Regions from separate parts of the Homo sapiens genome. Here region 2 is linked to region 1. The links are chromatin contacts, found by Hi-C or POLR2A ChIA-PET in ENCODE. All regions are on one chromosome and are shown on one strand. Each heading gives the region's core, a stretch centred on a gene start or an enhancer-like site at or near the end of the contact. The rest is flanking DNA. Distances are from core to core; before and after follow the strand shown. Region 1 overlaps ASB18 (ankyrin repeat and SOCS box containing 18). Region 2 overlaps COPS8 (COP9 signalosome subunit 8).

Region 1 (2,702 bases), core at 150-2,649:
GCATGGAATGGTGGTGGCCAGAGGCCCCAGGGACATGGACCTGCATGGGTTTGAGCTGCCCTTCCCAGTGAAGACCAGGTCGGATCTGGAGGGGGTGATGGATGTAGTCTATCTACATTGTTATCCCCGTGATAACAATAACCTACATTCCTGCAGGTGCCAGCTCTTGGTTTTTTGATTCGATTTGTTTTTCTGAGAGATGAAAACTACTTACTGCCTTCTCTGGGAAATGCTAAATCCCCAACCCAGCCCCACCCTACCCTAGCGCTCAGTAAACCCACCCTGGATTCCTGAGTCTTCTCAGGGACTGATGGGGAGAAGCCATAGGTGGGGATCTAGCTCAGCCACAGTGTGGGCCAGCACCGTCTCCAGGTCCTTGGCGATGCAGTCAGGAAGTCTGAATCAGCTTTCTGTAACTCCCGCCCTCTGGTCCCAGTTCTGCCACCAGGAGGGACGTGAATTAAGGCTCAGGAAGCCGGAATCAGCTTTCTGTAACTCCCGCCCTCTGGTCCCAGTTCTGCCACCAGGAGGGACATGAATTAAGGCTTCTCTGCATGTGGTGTGTCCCTCTAAGCATCAGCTCCCCCATGTCAGTGCTCTCTATGACTGTGGGCTGGATGGGCCAGCATTCTATCACGGAGGGGCACCGAGGTGGTGGCCACTGGGGACCTGCTCCCTGTACTCAGATCAATCCCTTCCCCACCAGGGGAGCTGGAATTGGCCACCGGGAAGTCTTTTCATGGGAGAGCACATGGGGCCACTGCTTTCAAACAGGGTCTGGTCGTTTCTGCTGCTGGATCTGCTGCAGGGCAGTCAGGTGTCTGTGCCGGAGGAGGCTGGAATCCAGGCAGCCTGAGCTTGCCTCCCTCTCTTCCCAGCCTGTGTGGAGGCCTTGGGCCACTACTCACTGTCCGGGCTGCCGTTTCCTCAGTACCAGCCCACATCCCTTTGCTGTGGGCGTGCTCCAGTATCCTGTCGTCCAGGTGTACCACAGGACAGCAGCAGAACTTAGGGGTGGGAAGATTCGGGAGGGAAGGAGGAAACTGATTTTGGATACAGAATGTGCAAATGATGGGTGAACATGACTATCTATTTGAAATTGTGACATTTGTGTGTGTGTATGTCCAGGGCTGCCGTTGGTATTTTTGGTCTGGGATAGGTGAGGGAGAGGAGGCCCAGAAGGGGTCGGCTGCGACATGCAGCCCCAACAGGAACTGCCATTTGCCTTTCCTGCAGCCCCCACCGCCTCACTGGTTGGCAGGAGCTGCTCGGCCCTCTGACAGTGTTTTGAGTTTATTCTCTTCTCCCCGTGTGAGGTATAAACAGAACTGTGTCAGTTCTTTGGAAGCCAACCTTCCGCATTCTTTGCCTGCCAGAGCTTAAGAGTCAGGGACATGGGACACTGGCCGCCGGCCACTGACCTCAGATTCTCAAATCCCATGGTCTGGCAGAGCTGCTGTAGATTCCAACGCATGTGAAACTTCTTGGTAAATATGTTGCATCTGAGCTGGTGGCGGGTGGGGTGCCCAAAGCAGGGTGCCATCCGAGAAAGCCCCAGATGCAGCATGGTGGTCAGCAAGTGTCTGCACATCTTGAGTGGGCAGGGGGAGGAGGGGACCTCTTTCCACTTGGGAGGTCTGCTTGTCCGCCCAGCGCACAGTGACCATGTTCAGGCAGCAAGAGCACCTGCAGACACGTATGAAGTCAGGACCTCTGGTTTCTTCCTTTTTCCTTCCCCATTCTTGGGATTCCCCAGATTCCAGGAGGAGGATCTACAGAGAGTCCTGGGGTCCTGCCTCTACTGATGCTGGCTGTGCCCCTGCTGTAGCTGTGGCATTTGCAGATTCATAAAGGACCTCACACAGAGCTGTGTGCCAGAGGCTGCTCCGGGCGCAACTGAAGGAGAGACTTTCCTTCTTCAGCACCCACCTCCCTGGCTGCCAGATGCAGGCACGGGCAGCTCCACACCTAAACCAATGCTCCTTTGTAAAGACAAGAGGCACACCCAGCGTCATCGGATAGGCATTCCCACCAATCGCTGCTTTGCCTTTCCAACTGGATCTCTTATAGGCCATCACCTAAAACCTACACTTTACTGCGAGCAAACTTCATCAGATGTCCTTTTCTTGTGTACGTTAAACCCAGTGCCACTGTGCCCAGTCTACACACGGGAGCCTTACACTCCCAGAGAGTATTAGTAGCCCCTTAAAAATAAATGACTGAGCTTTAAAGAACAAGGGTACCTGATAGTCCAAACGTGGCTGGAGATTTCACCTGCCATTCCATCTCATCCTTATTGATCTCAAACACCACGTTGGCATCCTGGAAGAACTGGTCCATGAGGGGCTTCAGATGGTCGAGGTCCCCTGCGACCAGGGCAGTGTGGTACTCCTGCACCGGGGACCCTGCTCTAGCTTGAGGATCCTTCTCTGTCTTTTGAAATATTTGAAGTTTTCCTCTCACTGGCCCTGGCTGTCTCTCCATTGAGATGCCGTCGATTTCAGAAGAGTTCTTCAGGAACGGGAAAGATGGTCTTATGGAGTGTGAGCTATTTCTATTGTCATTACTCAATTGTCATCCAGTTGGGGCTCGATGGTGGTATATTTATAACTCCTGTGGGCTCCGATGTGATAATGGTTACTTGATATGACCAGGGGCATGTGAGCACTGGGATGCCGCAGTACTCAGCCACCCTCTTTGTG
Region 2 (2,702 bases), core at 101-2,600, 850 kb after region 1:
GAAAGGATGGGAGTGACTAGTTCATCTTCCCTTCTGTCTCCAGCACTGGCAGTGATGGATGAGCAGCACTTGAGTATTTGTTGAACAACTGAGTTTGCATTCTGTTAGCATTTGTTTTCACCAAAAATGTGTTCCATCAACTACTGCCACAGATATTAGGTGCTGGCTCAATTTATTCCACCTTCCAGCGTGTCATTCTAGGGCCTGAGGTTACAGATTTCACAACTTGAGGATCACAGAGTGACTAGTCGGAATGTAGATGTGATTCGTGCCAAGTGGATATTGCAGCTTCTGAGACAGAGAACACTTAGCCTTTATTTTTGCTTTGTCAACTCACTTCTCCCATCACATGTTTTTCTTTCCTTTTCCAGTGATATCTTTTTACTTTTCTCTCCCTTTTATCTCCTCCATTCTTACTGTATTCCTGTTTTATTCCCCACTCTGAAAATATGGCCAGAATATTTGAACTGAAGTAAATGTTTTTGAAATACAGTTGACTTACCAAATGAATATAGTTTTATGGTGTATACTTTTACTTCTCTAAAAAAAAAAAGTATACTTTCCATTGTTGGCTCTTTTCCATTGTTGGCTCAGTTCTTTTCCATTGAATGTATGCAGCCTTAATAGAAAACGTTTCTTGGTATTGCAAAGTCTGTTAGGTTACAGGCTGGTTGAAGGAAGGAAGGAACCTACAATAATAAGTGTAAAGCCACAGAAGGAAGAGCAGACAGTGGCTGAGTGAAAGCTGGAGAGGATGTCGGGCTCAGATGAGGGGAAGGGATGGGAGTGTCGGCAGTTTTTAAGGAATCTGAGAAAACAAAGCCTAAGTGTTGGAGTCGTGCCCCATTTTGGTCCTCGTGATGCCATCAACAAGCATGTATTTGGCATATATTTCACTGGAGATGCTAGGTGTTTGGGGGACTTTGAGGATAAGAGATACCCCTTCCTGTCGAGAAGTTTGGAATATAATTGAAAAGAAGGGGATAGGTGGAACAGTGTCTGCCGTAGTGGAAAGTTGCTTGTTAAAGTAGAAGTGTAAACAATACTGCTGAGTTTAGAGAAGGGCAGAGATCGTAATGAATTATAAACAGACTTAGGAATGGTAGAGAGCAGACAGGAGGGCATTTCAGGCCACGGGATAGCATAAACCAAAAGCCCCAGGGGGAGAAGGTGTAAGACTTGTCTGAGAGCCAGTGGACTCGTTTGGCACAAAGGGTATCTGGGGGAATTGGTGTAGTTTGACAATGTCCCAGGAATGGAGAGAAGATTTTAAATATGTTAGGGTGTTTGTTTTACATATGTACACTGGCCTATTAAATATGGAAAGTAAAATCCAGAATATTTCCTAAGCATGTTGACCACCAGGTGGAGGAGCTCTTGCATTACCAATGAGCAATGCCCAGGGAGAAAGGCCAGCTGGTTTCACAGTGCTCAACTCTACCGTACTCCTGAGTTTATTTAATTGGGTATGGAAGCCTGGGGACAATCCTAAATGCCACTTTCAGGAAAGTTTTCGTTGCTGGTATTGTTTGGCAGTCCCTTCTTAGAGTCATTCTTTCAAGGTGGGAATTTAGGATTTTGAACCTTAATTCAGTCAAGAGTTTGATGCAGACTTGGAAGAATGCTCCAGTTACAAGATTTGTTCTGTAACTCCCAGGTGTGGTCCTGTATTAGAGACGTTTTTGAAAAGGACAGCTGATTACGCAAATCAGTTTTCTGCTCCTTTGATTCCAGCATTTGTAAATGAAATAAGATAAGTAAAATTTATATCCCCATTGCATAAACATACTGCATTTTCTTAGGGTTAGAGCCTTGTGTTTAGTAACCTTTTTCCATCTTTGTAATTTTCATTATCTGAGATTTTTCATCCAAGAGGAAGTGTAAGAAATGTATTTTTTTCCAGCAATATTTGAACCCCCCGTACATACTGGGCATATGTATTTGTATCTATAAGCACAGAAATCTTTGGGTTCATCTGGCCTTGCTTATGAAAACTAGACAAGGACAGTGGTGTGATTTAACAATGTGCTTTGAAAATGCTGCTCCCTGGTTCACTCTCTGCCAACCCACCACTCCCACAATAGATGCAACAAGGAGACGCGCCTTTGCCCTGGTCTCTCAAGCGTATACTTCAATCATCGCCGATGATTTTGCAGCCTTTGTTGGACTTCCTGTAGAAGAGGCTGTGAAAGGTAATTTTGGCTTACTTTTTACTTATAAGGAAAATGGAAAATAGAAGTGTGAATTGTAGGTTCACAGTCTCCTCTGAAACACTTGGAACAGAATATGCTTTTGGAGTCCAGGCTGTGTTTTTTGAGAGGTGATATGAAACAGGTGTTGTGGAACACCCAGCAGGCACCCTGCAGTCAAGCATATTAATAGTTCTATAGCAAGCAAATGTGTGAGTATCCACACAGTTGGTTACAAAAATATGTCTTAATTGGTCTCTTTACTCATATTTGGAAATCCTTATTTCACCCTTATTTGATAAAGGCAGCATCATCCCCACGTCCCTTTTCATTTTCCCTGCCATTTCTGACCCATACCCTAGGCGCTTGCTTGCTCCCCACTCATACCTGCTGGTCTCTCCAAATGTAACTTTGCATTTTCATTTCTCAGCTGATGCCCAGACTAATCCTTCCTGTTGCTCGTTGTTATAGAATACTGTATACACCTGGCCAGGTGCAGTGGCTCACACCTGT

The links. A loop is a pair of places that touch in the nucleus more often than their neighbours do. ChIA-PET counts read pairs that join two places held with the same protein, here RNA polymerase II (POLR2A).
Region 2: a map of gastrocnemius medialis shows a loop between it and region 1 (4-fold over the local background). The contact joins two enhancer-like sites. A Hi-C loop is called at or near these places in 1 of 168 maps with a recorded cell type or tissue (gastrocnemius medialis). POLR2A ChIA-PET finds 5 or more read pairs at or near these places in 2 of 52 experiments (CD4-positive, alpha-beta T cell and endothelial cell of umbilical vein).

Annotation. Positions count from the first base shown.
Region 1 is chr2:236,239,037-236,241,738 of GRCh38, forward strand. ASB18 (ankyrin repeat and SOCS box containing 18) reads right to left here. Exons shown (of 6, transcript NM_212556.4): 2 at 2,244-2,366. Among named protein-coding and RNA genes, the nearest start is that of ASB18, 24 kb to the right of the region's middle. RefSeq lists an enhancer at 1-101. Within about 2 kb of position 1,400, at least 6 of the 41 ENCODE cell types and tissues checked have a DNase peak (open chromatin) inside an H3K27ac peak, as active enhancers do; they include gastrocnemius medialis, where a contact is called at or near this core.
Region 2 is chr2:237,092,006-237,094,707 of GRCh38, forward strand. It overlaps COPS8 (COP9 signalosome subunit 8), which reads left to right. Exons shown (of 8, transcript NM_006710.5): 5 at 2,085-2,192. Among named protein-coding and RNA genes, the nearest start is that of COPS8, 7.5 kb to the left of the region's middle. Within about 2 kb of position 1,351, at least 10 of the 41 ENCODE cell types and tissues checked have a DNase peak (open chromatin) inside an H3K27ac peak, as active enhancers do; they include gastrocnemius medialis, where a contact is called at or near this core.